2 separate regions of the Homo sapiens genome follow, and region 2 is linked to region 1. The links are chromatin loops, found by intact Hi-C in ENCODE. Cell type or tissue: PC-3. All regions are shown on one strand. Each heading gives the region's core, and the rest is flanking DNA. Links, peaks and the distances in the headings are about the cores only.

The links. Peaks named below come from ENCODE experiments on the same cell type or tissue, not always from the same donor. Only the 100,000 strongest peaks of a DNase experiment are listed, where the experiment ranks them.
Region 2: it touches region 1 in a loop (9-fold over the local background); 1 of 110 quality-filtered maps calls a loop at or near these places.

The regions. Positions count from the first base shown.
Region 1 is chr10:7,308,494-7,314,611 of GRCh38, forward strand. All of the region lies in intron 4 of SFMBT2 (Scm like with four mbt domains 2), which reads right to left. Among named protein-coding and RNA genes, the nearest start is that of SFMBT2, 99 kb to the right of the region's middle. In PC-3, for the core only: no CTCF peak of the experiment used is centred there; a DNase peak (open chromatin) is centred at 3,028; H3K27ac peaks cover 2,667 bases.
Region 2 is chr10:7,372,125-7,377,654 of GRCh38, forward strand. All of the region lies in intron 2 of SFMBT2 (Scm like with four mbt domains 2), which reads right to left. Among named protein-coding and RNA genes, the nearest start is that of SFMBT2, 36 kb to the right of the region's middle. In PC-3, for the core only: no CTCF peak of the experiment used is centred there; DNase peaks (open chromatin) are centred at 2,817 and 3,597; H3K4me3 peaks cover 469 bases; H3K27ac peaks cover 2,371 bases.

The DNA.
Region 1 (6,118 bases), core at 421-5,420:
ATATAAGGAAGGGTTGAAAATGCTACATTAATGGGGCCAAGGACAAATGTCCAAGGATGCTGGAGATGGGGACATAAAACTTCCAAGAAAAAGCACATGACCCAAGGTCACCAACAGAAAGAATGTAAGGTGAATGGCAATGTGATAGTCCTGGCTCCCCTGCAGCTCTCTCATTTCAGCTGTGCTAAGGTAGCTGGTGATCAGCGGCTATTACTTGATGTAAAACATTAACGTGCTGGGGAAGCTACCGGGAAAGTGGGCCCACTTTTACATTATGCAGACATGAATGCTGTACTTACCAGTTACACATGAACTCTCTCACACTACAGAAGCCTGCACAGTAAACAATCAACTGATTCTGCAACACATAACTAATGCCGGATCAATAAAGAACTACAGACCAGTAGAAAGAAGAAAAATGAGCAAAGACACTTACGCACTTCCCAGAAATGGATATCCAAATGGCTAGAAAACATGTGAAAGGATCCTCAAGTTCAATGGTCATGACAGTTAATTTTATGTGTCAACTTGACTGGACCACGAGGTGCCCAGATATTTGGCCAAACATTATTCTGGGTGCATCCGCGAGGGTGTTTCCGAAAGAGGCTAACATTTGAAATTGTAGACTGAGTAAAGTGGACAGCCCTCCGTCATGTGGATAGACCTCATCTAATCAGTTGAAGAACTGCATAGAACAAAGGGCTAACCTTATTCCTGCAAGGAAGGGGGACCTTCTCCTGCCTGAATGCTGGAGCAAGACGTCGGTCTTTGTCACTGTTATGAAGCGGCTGTGTAAACATTTGTGGACTGACCAATATCTGTTCACATAATCCATGTCAGAGATTGATGGTCTCATCAGCCAGGTACACATTGTCCAGGTCTGCTGCCTCTCAGTTAAAGCCACAGGGCTGATTCTCACCCGTGAAAAGTGAAGCTGTGCTTTCTCCAAGCTCTTTCTTTCCTATCTCCAGCTGAATGCAGAGGAGGACGAGGCCTGACAAAGATGGCAGGGCCCCAGGATAGAAGATAGCTGGCACATGGAACGGGGGTGTATAGGAAAAGCTGTCTGTCCCTCACATTGGACTGTGACAGGATCAACAAAATTAAACATCACAGCATCAGGCCCTGAGATGTGCTGACCTGTCGCAGCAGCTACTGAGGCACCCTGAACCTGCCCTTGTTACTTACCCTACTACATTTTTATAAGGGAACATATATGCTCGCCTTACTCTCATGTTAAAATAGTAATTCAGTAAATGTCCTACGCATAGCCTCTTACATCCATAATAATCCTTTCAAGAAAGGAGGAGGAGGAGGTGGGTGTCTGTAACAATGAAAAACCAAAGACAATTCAGCCAGAAAAACCAGTAAAGACCAAAAGACCTAAATATGCCCTTAGTAAGCCCAGAGATGGCTCCAGTCTAGACCAGGGTTTTTTAATAGTATCAGCACTATTGACACTCTGGACCACATCACTCTGTGTTGTAGGGGACAGCGCTGTATTCTGCAGATGTTTAGCAGTACCCCGGGTCCTACACACTAATGCCAATAATACTGCCTCCAGTTGTGGCAACAAAACTTGTCTCCAGATATTGCCAAATATAACCTGGGGAACAAAATCCTCCTTAGTTGGGAACCACTGGTTTAGAGAGAGCACCTGGTGAACAGTTTCAAACATCTATATTAACTTGATGCTGTCTAGCCAAATGTCACATGTTGATTCGGTACACAGAAAGACCTCTCCGACAAGGACACATCATGCTGTCCCACGCCAGAGGGGAAATGCCCAAACCAGAACAAGGTGCAAAACCGGGCATGAATGCCAGGCGCTGAGAACTCCATGTCCCAAGATGCCGATTCCAACTGCTGGGATCTCATGCCACGGTTAGTGCACCCCGTGCCCAAGGCACTTACCTTCCTGAGCTGAAAGGTGAACTTTGTTTCTGTCCTACCTCCTCAAGCAATGAAAGAAACAGACAGTGATAAAGGGTACATCTAAACATTTTAATACAGTAGTCCATTCTCTATCTGTTCTAATGAGGAAAAACAGTGATGAAATTGATGAAAGGGGTGGGTAACTCAGGAATCACTGACATTTACTTTTGGCAAAGTCTGTCTGATTTTTCCTCTTCCTAAATGGATCTTCTTCAGAATTTTCTTTTGCTAAGGCTCATATGAAGTTGCTGTGCATTTTCTGACTACATGCTAGCTCCATAGAGGAAACAGGCAGGTTTGAAAAAAAGGCTTCGTGTGCAAAAAATGTCAGCCAGGGCTAGACGCGGTGGCTCATGCTTGTAATCCCAGCACTCTGGGAGGCCAAGGTGGGCGGATCGCCTGAGGTCAGGAGTTCGAGACCAGCCTGGCCAACCTGGTGAAACCCCATCTCTACTAAAAATACAAAAAATTAACTGGGCATGGTGGCGGACGCCTGTAATCCCAGCTACTCAGGAGGCTGAGGCAGGAGAATCGCTTGAACCCGGGAGGCAGAGGTTGCAGTGAGCCAAGATCGTGCTATTGCACTCTAGCCTAGGCAACAAGAGAAACTCCATCTCAAAAAAAAAAAAAAAAAACAAAACAAAAACAAAATAAAACAAAACAAACTAAACTGTCAGCCAGGGTTACAATTACAAAGTTTCCCCTAAAAAAAAAACAAACTGTTTCATTCTAAATCTTAAGATGTCCCATTATACAATCCATGTAATTGTACACAGAACAAATCTCTTCTTCCCAGTCTATCGAGCACCTGAATTACTAAGAACATAATTGCCCTCTTTGAACTTAACAAGATTAATCTAGAGCTAAACATTTCCAATGGCTATCTCTAGGTAGTCCATCTTTCATTGTGACATTTCAACAGCTATACTCTACTTTGCAAACTAACAGATTCTTCCATTGACGGCGACTCGGTATTTTTCTATCTGCAAATTCACCTGCTAAGAATGTAAAGTGATTTTTAAAGGAGAACTTGGCTAATAAATCTATCACATCCTCCATCGTCATCCAAGAGTGACTAACCCACTTGGGTTTATCTTGATTGACTTACAACTCTGCCAGCAGTCGCTCAGCTACACAGAGCAATAAATGATCTCCCTGCAAGCTGCTATGATTAATCACCACCCTTCAGTTAAAGTCAATATCCTACTCACGTCATGTTGACAAAAAGAAAAATTTGGTAATAAGAAATAGATTTCCTTTATCTAGGCTGAAGATATATAAATTACAATCAGATTATGTAGATAAAATACATGAGCTAAATTTATCTGCTGTAAATACACTTGTCACAGCCCTTCTAAATGCCTCTAAAAAAGGGGGTTTATTGAAGTGCCGGAGTTAGTGGGCAGTTGAAGAAAGGCCCGGGCAACAATTCCTGAAAAGGTCATTTGTAACTCATTCAAATTCTTTCTTTTCACTCTACAAGTCGCAAACTAAAAATCTCTTCATTTCCCTGGCCCAGAATGTTTTTACGAAGCACTTACAAAAAATACAGAAAACCAAACACCGCATGTTCTCACTCATAGGTGGGAATTGAACAATGAGAACGCTTGGACACAGGATGGGGAACATCACACACAGGGGCCTGTCGTGGAGTGGGGGGAGGGAGGAGGGATAGCATTAGGAGAAATACCTAATGTTAATGATGAGTTAATGGGTGCAGCACACCAGCATGGCACATGTATACATATGTAACAAACCTGCACATTGTGCACATGTACCCTAGAACGTAAAGTATAATTTAAAAAAAAAATTGCACCACCCTAAGGCATAAGCCATAGGCTTGTAGGAGTAGTAACGGCATCAACAGGGCTCTAGAGGTCCGAGGGAGCCGAGGCCACCACCCAACGCAGCCAAACTACCAACGGGTGAACAGCACGAGCACGTGATGAGTCCAGCAGACCATTATCCACATCTTCACAAGACAGAAGTAAAGCACAAGGGAGCAGCACAGATTTGGGGGAACAGGAATGCTGAGGCCAGAAGTAAAATACAGAATAAAATAGAGGAAAAGAGAATGACGAGAATCCAGAAATTTTGCCTTAGAACCCACATCCTGGACAACCGGCCGGAGACAGCCTCATGTTTCACCCACTCACAGGGGTTTGAACTGCACATAGTCACATAAACATCCAGCAATAATCAGCAAATCAGTAGACTGCAACTGCCCGGAGACCTCTGTTCTCAGCTTAATGGTCTGTTTCGTTTATAGCTATTAGTGATCTTCCTAAGGGGCGTTAGCGAATCACAATGGTGTTTACTGAACCCCCCAGAATAGAAAGTCATGCTGGAGTTATTTTTTCCCTTTAGTTAATTATAAAGTGCTGAAACTGAGATTTTAATTACTTACCAGGTAAACAGACAATATAACCTAATTCCAGAAGGAGAGGGACAGCATTTCAAAGTAAAAACTAGACAGATTTTCTGGGATTGGGGATGCTTCCAGGTTTGGCTCTGCCAAAGGACTGTAATGAGAGGATTGGGGTGCTCCATCCACCTCGGGAGAAATAAACTAAATAAAACACTGAGTTCTGCTCTCAGATATGACCTGCAGCCAGTATTCCCAGCAGCGTTATCCTCATAGCATCCACCACCTCCGTGCAAGATGCTGAGCCCAGAGCCTGTACATCCCATAAGTCATGAAGAAAATAAATTTTAAAATACAGAGAGAATAATACAATTGTTATACATAATAATATATATTATATATAATAACATATAACATTATTTATATAATAAATATAATACAATTGTTCTCAATTGTATTGTTCTACAACGCAATTGCACTGTGTATGGTAAAAACCTAGAGGGGCGAATATAATATTCAACATTGACTAAAAAGTTATGTGACATATCCATACTGCACAGAAGCAATGGAGTGAAATAAGATGGCACGATTGCAGCTCACTGCAGCCTTGACCTCCTAGGCTCAAGCAATCTGCCCACCTCAGCCTCCCAAGTAGCTGGGAGTACAGGTGAATGCCACCAATCTTCGATAGTTTTTGTGTTTTCTCTACAGACAGAGTTTCGCCATGTTGCCTAGGCTGGTCTCCAACTCCTGGGTTCAAGTGATCTGGCCTTCCAAAGTGCTGAGATTACAGGCATGAGCTACCGCACCCAGCCAAACAAACGATTGGGGTTTTTTGTTTTTGTTTTTGTTTTTGCTGTTTTGTTTTGTTTAGAGATGGGGGTCTCACTTTGTTGCCCGGGCTGGTCTTGAACTCCTTGGCTTGAGTGATCCTCTCGCCTTGGCTCCCAAAGTGCTGGGATTACAGGTGTGAGCCACCATGTCCAGCCAGGTTGTAAGATGGTTGAGTGAAACCAACATGTCTCAGAACTGTGTGTTTGGCAAGACACCACTTTTCTCATCTAAATTTCTAATGTAAAATACCTTCATAAGAGTATCTTTATAGAAACAGGAAAATATCTAGATACATGCACAGCTTTTCTGCAGTTATTTCTGGGAAGTGAGTTTGAAGGGGGGAGAGGAAGGAGGACTTTCACATTTTACTTTATATATTTATCTACATGCTATTTTCATTTCCAAGTTACTTTTGTCATTTTTTAAAAAGTAATGGAAAAATAGCATGAACCCCTATTGAAATTATCACTGATTCAAACATGTCCTAGTTAGAACATTTAGTAAGAGTCTAATTTAGAATCATTGCACGTTAGGATTTACTCTTATATCCAAACTAGCATTTTCCTTCAATAGAGAAAAGAGGGACAACCCCTTAAGTGGGAGGCAGATGACACAGCGCTAATCAAAATGGGACACCAAACAGTTTTAGTTGTTTCCACTTGCTGCCTCGCAAAATGACTAAATCTGCTAACTTATTTACAAGTTACAGAAAAATCCACAAAGCATTAACAGCAAGGAGCCTACCACTGCATTATTGCTACATAATGGCAAATCCAAATGTTGAACTGCTAGGCAGCTATGCAAACCACACAAGAGATACCCGGAAGAATGAACAAGCACTACCTGTAACATTTCTTAACGATCACATGATCTCTGGGATTTCTATCTCAACCACACTTGGTGTAAGATGTTGGGTTATTATCCCAGCCTTTCTGTGACTATAGCTCTTTGGAAGGACAAGGGCATTACAGCTAAAACATGCAT
Region 2 (5,530 bases), core at 1-5,000, 63 kb after region 1:
GCAGACTGGTCTCGAATTCCCGACCTCAGGTGACCCTCCCTCCTCAGCCTCCCAAAGTGCTGGGATTACAGGCGTGAGCCGCCACGCCCGGCCTTCTTGAAATTTTTGAATTATAAGTAGGAAAAGTAAGTCTCTCTTAATACTTTGTGTACTCTCAGAAATTGAGGGAAGAGGATCATTTTTGTAAAGTCAGAAGAGCTGAATTGAAAGGCTATTTTAAATTTTGCCTTCTAAGCCCAAGTTGCTTAGAATGGCCTCCTCAACTTTTGCTTCAATAAAGTGACTTACAGTCAAACATCCAAAAAAGAAAAAGAAAAAGCTATCAGGAGAGAAAACCTTTCCTTGGTGGTGCTCTAACATTCGGTCCCACCCAGGGATTGACGCCCTTCAAACAGAAATGCACTTCCTGAGAAAATAAGTCAACAGGTCCTGCAGCCTCCAGTGAAGAATGGATGACACCAAGAAGTTTAGAGCGTCACAGACACAGCGAAGTGAACTAGAGAGAAAGCAGCCGTCTCCTGGAAAACACCTCAGGGTGGTACCTGATGGCTCTGTTGACAGTCCCCTGCCTCCCAACGGCACTGGGCACCTCTTACCAAATTTGCTTTCCGATGCACTAGTCAGAGGCGTCAGCTCAGCACTATTGCTCTGCCCCAACGTCCTGATGCAGTATCTAAGGATAGCAAACTTGCTGCAGACAAAGTCCAGAGCTTCTTTCCATCCTCCTTGTCTGGCCTCAGCTTGAACCAGACCCTCCTGCAGCCCCCTGCCTGCCCTAGCCTGTGTCAGTAACTTCCAGCTCTACAAAGCAGCCACCGCCCTCCCAGGCACATCCTAAGAGCTCTGCTGTGTTCGAGTGTCACTTCTGTGCTACAAGGCTTGCTATGATTTGAATGTCGTCTGTCCCCACCAAAAGTCATGTTGCAATCTGATTCCCAATGTGGCAGTGCTGGGAGCTGAGGTCTAGCAGGGGCTATCTGGGTCATGGGGGCAGATCCCTCATGACTAGATTAATGTCCTCCCTCAGGGGTGAGTTCTGGCTCTTGAAGGAATGGATGACTTCCCTCGAGAGTGGGTTGTTAAGACCCTGGTTACTCTCTTGCTTCCTCTTTCCATGTGATCTCTCTGCACACACCTGCTCCCCTTCCTCTTTCTGCCAAGAGCGGGAACAGCCTGAGGCCCTCACCAGATGCAGCTGCCCGTCATAGACTTCGCAGCCACCAGAATCAGGAGTTGAATAAACCTTTTCTTTATAAATTATGCAGACTCGGGTATTCTGTTATAGGAACACGAAACAGAATGAAACAGTGGTTTACAGGTATTGCCTCACAATCCTCCCAAGAACGATGATGGATGTATACTCACAGGGGCAATCTTGAGAGCTCAGAAAGGACAGGGAATCACCCTGAGCCACTGTTGTCCAGCATCAGGGTCAGGAGTCCAAAGCTGGAGCTCTTATGAAGTACTTTCCCCCTCCTTCTCCCACCTGTATCATGCACCAGAAACCACCACTGCCACCACCCGTGTCTCCTGCAGAATCCTAGAGAGGTTTCAAAGTGATGAGTCTGTCTCTCCATGTTGGTGAACCCTGAAACAGTCTACAGCCAAAAAAGCAGGAAAAGGGAAGACACAGGAAGCCGTGGCCACCTGCGAAGAGGAGAAGAGTGGACTGAGCTCCCAGAACCTGCGTGTGAGGAAGAAGAAGAGCACCTGGGAAGAAGACATCGGCATGAAACTCAGTCCTGGGCCGAAGGAGGCACAAGGTTCTACGTAGGACTCCGAGAATGATAGCTGCTGAAAAACGGGACAAGTTGTCCTGGGTGACTCCTTCCTGCAAATCACAAACATGCAAATCGAGGCTGGGCGCAGTGGCTCATCCTGTAATCCCAGCACTTTGGGAGGGCAAGGAAGGTGGATCACTTGAGGTCAAGAGTTCAAGACCAGCCTGGTGAACATGGTGAAACCCATCTCTACTAAAAATACACCAATTAGCCAGGGGTGGTGGCATGCACCTATAATCTCAGTTACTCAGGAGGCTGGGGCAGGAGAATCACTTGAACCCAGGATGTGGAGGCTGCAGTGAGCTGAGATGGTGCCACTACACTCTAGACTGGGTCACAGAGCGAGACTCCATCTCAACAAAACAAAACAAAAAAAAGGAAACACGCACATTGAGGCGGAACCTCAGAAACTGCCTGCAGTCACCAGCACCTGGGATGAGAGGCTTTAGTGACCCATCCCATTACCCACAAAGATTCGATGATTCTATCACTTCAGATCAGGGGAGACCAGAGCCTCCAATTTTCAGCCTCAACACTGAGACCGCTGGTTGCAGTTCTTTATTCTCCATACAATTCTAATCTATACTATTAGAATTTTACCAAAAGTTTTGTTTCTGTCAAATTTTAATTCATTACAACTACATTTCCCAATATACAGGGTTCTACAGACTTCAGTGCACATGGTTTCATTCAGTCAAGTTAACCAGGAGGTCAGAGGGTGCCACTGTGTCTCCCCTGCAGGAATCAGTAGAACACTAAGCTCTGTCCCTCTCTGCTGGTCTAAAGAAAACACTTAAAAAGGTAACCAAAAGTCAGACCTAGAATGGGATTTAAAAAAACTCAAACCTTCATGCCCAGCACTGATGACTTGAACTGTGCGTTATAACAAAGTCAAGCACAAAATTTACGGTTATTCACAATACAGCCTTTTAAAATGGGTCACGTACAACCCTTCCCCAGGCCTATGTGCCCCAAGGAGCTGATTCTCCAAAGACATTTCAATGAGCAATAGAAAAACACACAAAATGTTTATGGGGAGAGGTCTCATAAACCCAGAGCAAATATTTATAGCTGATTCATAAACCTCTTAAACCCATAAACATTTTATCAAGGAAATTCTGACAATCTCCCTCCATGTAAATGAACCAGTGGGAAGTATTTCCCCATGATGTCATGAAAACCGACTAGGAAAAGCTACGAAGAAAATTTCACAATTTAAAAGAAAACAGTGTTCATTAGCAGCGATCCAGTTTTAGAAAACAGAAAGCTATTTATGAGGCAAGAATATTTCATAAGAAACATAAAAAGAATACCTCACTATACCTTACTAGAAGCTGGAGTGTAAGTGACGTGAGAGTGAAAAATGGAATAAACAAACGGCCCATACATCTTTGTTTAAGGAATAAAATCTTGGGTTTGTACAATTTTACAATCTGAAACAAGGCTGACTTTACAAGGCTGAATATTAAAGCCTGTGCCCACTACACCAATAAAGGAACCGGGAATTGGCAGATTCAGGGTGAATGCTTACTGAGCACCTTCTTAGATGCTAGATATTTTTTTTAATGTGGAAAGAGACAGAAAGAAGACATTAAGTCTTTCTTCTTGTAAATACTGATAGTCATTTAATACTATCCTAAGATTTAGAAATTAGTTCCACCATGAGTATATTCATTGGAAGCATCTGTGCAAACAACTCAGAAAGGAACCGTGGCCACCTGCCTAGAATCTGAGCTCACAACTGCAGAGCCACCCCACAGGCAGGGACAGTCCTCACGGCACAAAGGTCCTCCTGACTCATCCAACTACCCGATGGCCAGAGTTACTCTAGGAGAAAAGAAAAAACCACACACACACACACACACACACACACACACACACACACACACACACACAAATCACCTAGCCAGGGGAAGCCACAGCTATTCAAAGGAGGGTTAAGGAAAAAAGGGAATACCATTGAGTCACACAGGACCAGTTCCCAGCGTGAAGAGTGAGGCCTGAATTTTTCTAAGAAAAATGTTGATTCCTTTCCTTCCCAAATAGAAGAGCCTGTGGTTCTCCAGTTAATACCAAATGCCAAGAAGAAGAATCAAGCTCACATTTTCAGCATAATTCTCTCCACTGAGGCTCACCCTGTCTAAATGTGCAACACCGCTTTATCTATAGACTTCATCAGGAAATTTCACGTCGCAAGCCTGTAAAAAGAATGTCAAGGAATCTACTGAACACTGTGTCAGCATATTGTTCTGCTTGCTTTTATCACAGCAACTGACAACGCCTGGAATCCCAGCATTGGAATTTCCGCACACTTCCTTCTTGGTGTCCCCTGGGATGATGCTGTCTATGGTGTCTGCTGGGGAGGCCACAGATCCTGAGCTATTTCCTCTCCCTGGGCTTATTCTAATCACATATTCAGTGTTCCTGGGAGAAAGAGTAATTTTATATTGTGCCTATTTCATTTACAGGACTTGGGTGTCGGTTATTGATCTCAACTGTGATTTGAGCTTTCCTTAGAAAAAGGTCCCCCCACCCTGTAGTCCCGGCACTTTGGGAGGCTGAGGTGGGCGGATCACGAGGTCAAGAGATCGAGACCATCCTGGCTGACATGGTGAAACTCCGTCTCTACTAAAAACACAAAAAATTAGCCAGGCGTGGTGGTGGGCACCTGTAATCCCAGCTACTGCGGAGGCTGAGGCAGGAGAATGGCGTGAACCCGAGAGGAGGAGCTTAAAGTGAGCGGAGATCACACCACTGCACTGCAGCCTGGGTGACAGAGCAAGACTCTGTCTCAAAAAAAAAAAAAAAAAAGGCCCTCCCACAAAAAAAAAAAAAAAAAAAAAAAAAAAAAAAGCCTGGTAATGAGACTGAGGCCAGCTGAAGTCTTCCTTCTTGGGGGCATCACTGCAAGGAATCATAGCCTCATAGCATCTCGGGGTGGACAGTGGCAAAAAAAAAAAAAACAAACATAAGAGAAAACACCCGGCCGAGTGTGGTGGCTCACGCCTGTAATCCCAGCACTTGGGAGGCCGAGGCGGGCAAATCACGAGGTCAGGAGATCGAGACCGTCCTGGCTAACATGGTGAAACCCCATCTCTACTAAAAATACAAAAATTAGCTGGGCATGGTGGCGGGCACCTGTAGTCCCAGCTACTTGGGAGGCTGAGGCAGGAGGATCACTTGAACCAGGGAGTCAGAGGTTGCAGTGAGCCGAGATCGCACCATTGCACTCCAGCCTGGGAGACAGAGCGAGACTCCATCTCAAAAAAAAAAAAAAAAAAAAAAAAAAAGAGAAAACACCCCAAGCGGGTTTGATTTTCCTTTCTTCGATCCCATAATTTTCTCAAGGAAAAACTTTAGTCACTTGAGTGTAGTCACTTGCGAGGGAGACAGTAACACAGTGGTCCCCAACCTTTTTGGCACCAGGGACTGGTTTTGTGGAAGACAATTAGGCACCGGTTTTGTAGAAGACAATTTTTCCACAGATACAGGGGATGGGAGGATGGTTTCAGGACAATTCAAGCACATTACATTTATTGTGCACTTTATTTCTATTATTATTACATTGTACTATATAATGAAATAATACTGTAACTCACCATGATATAGAATCAGTGGGAATCCTGGGCTTGTTTTCCTGCAACTAGACAGTCCCATCTGGGGGTGATGGGAGACAGTGACAGATCATCAGGCATTAGATTCTCATAAGGACCGTGCAACCTAGATCCCTGGCACATGCAGTTCACAAT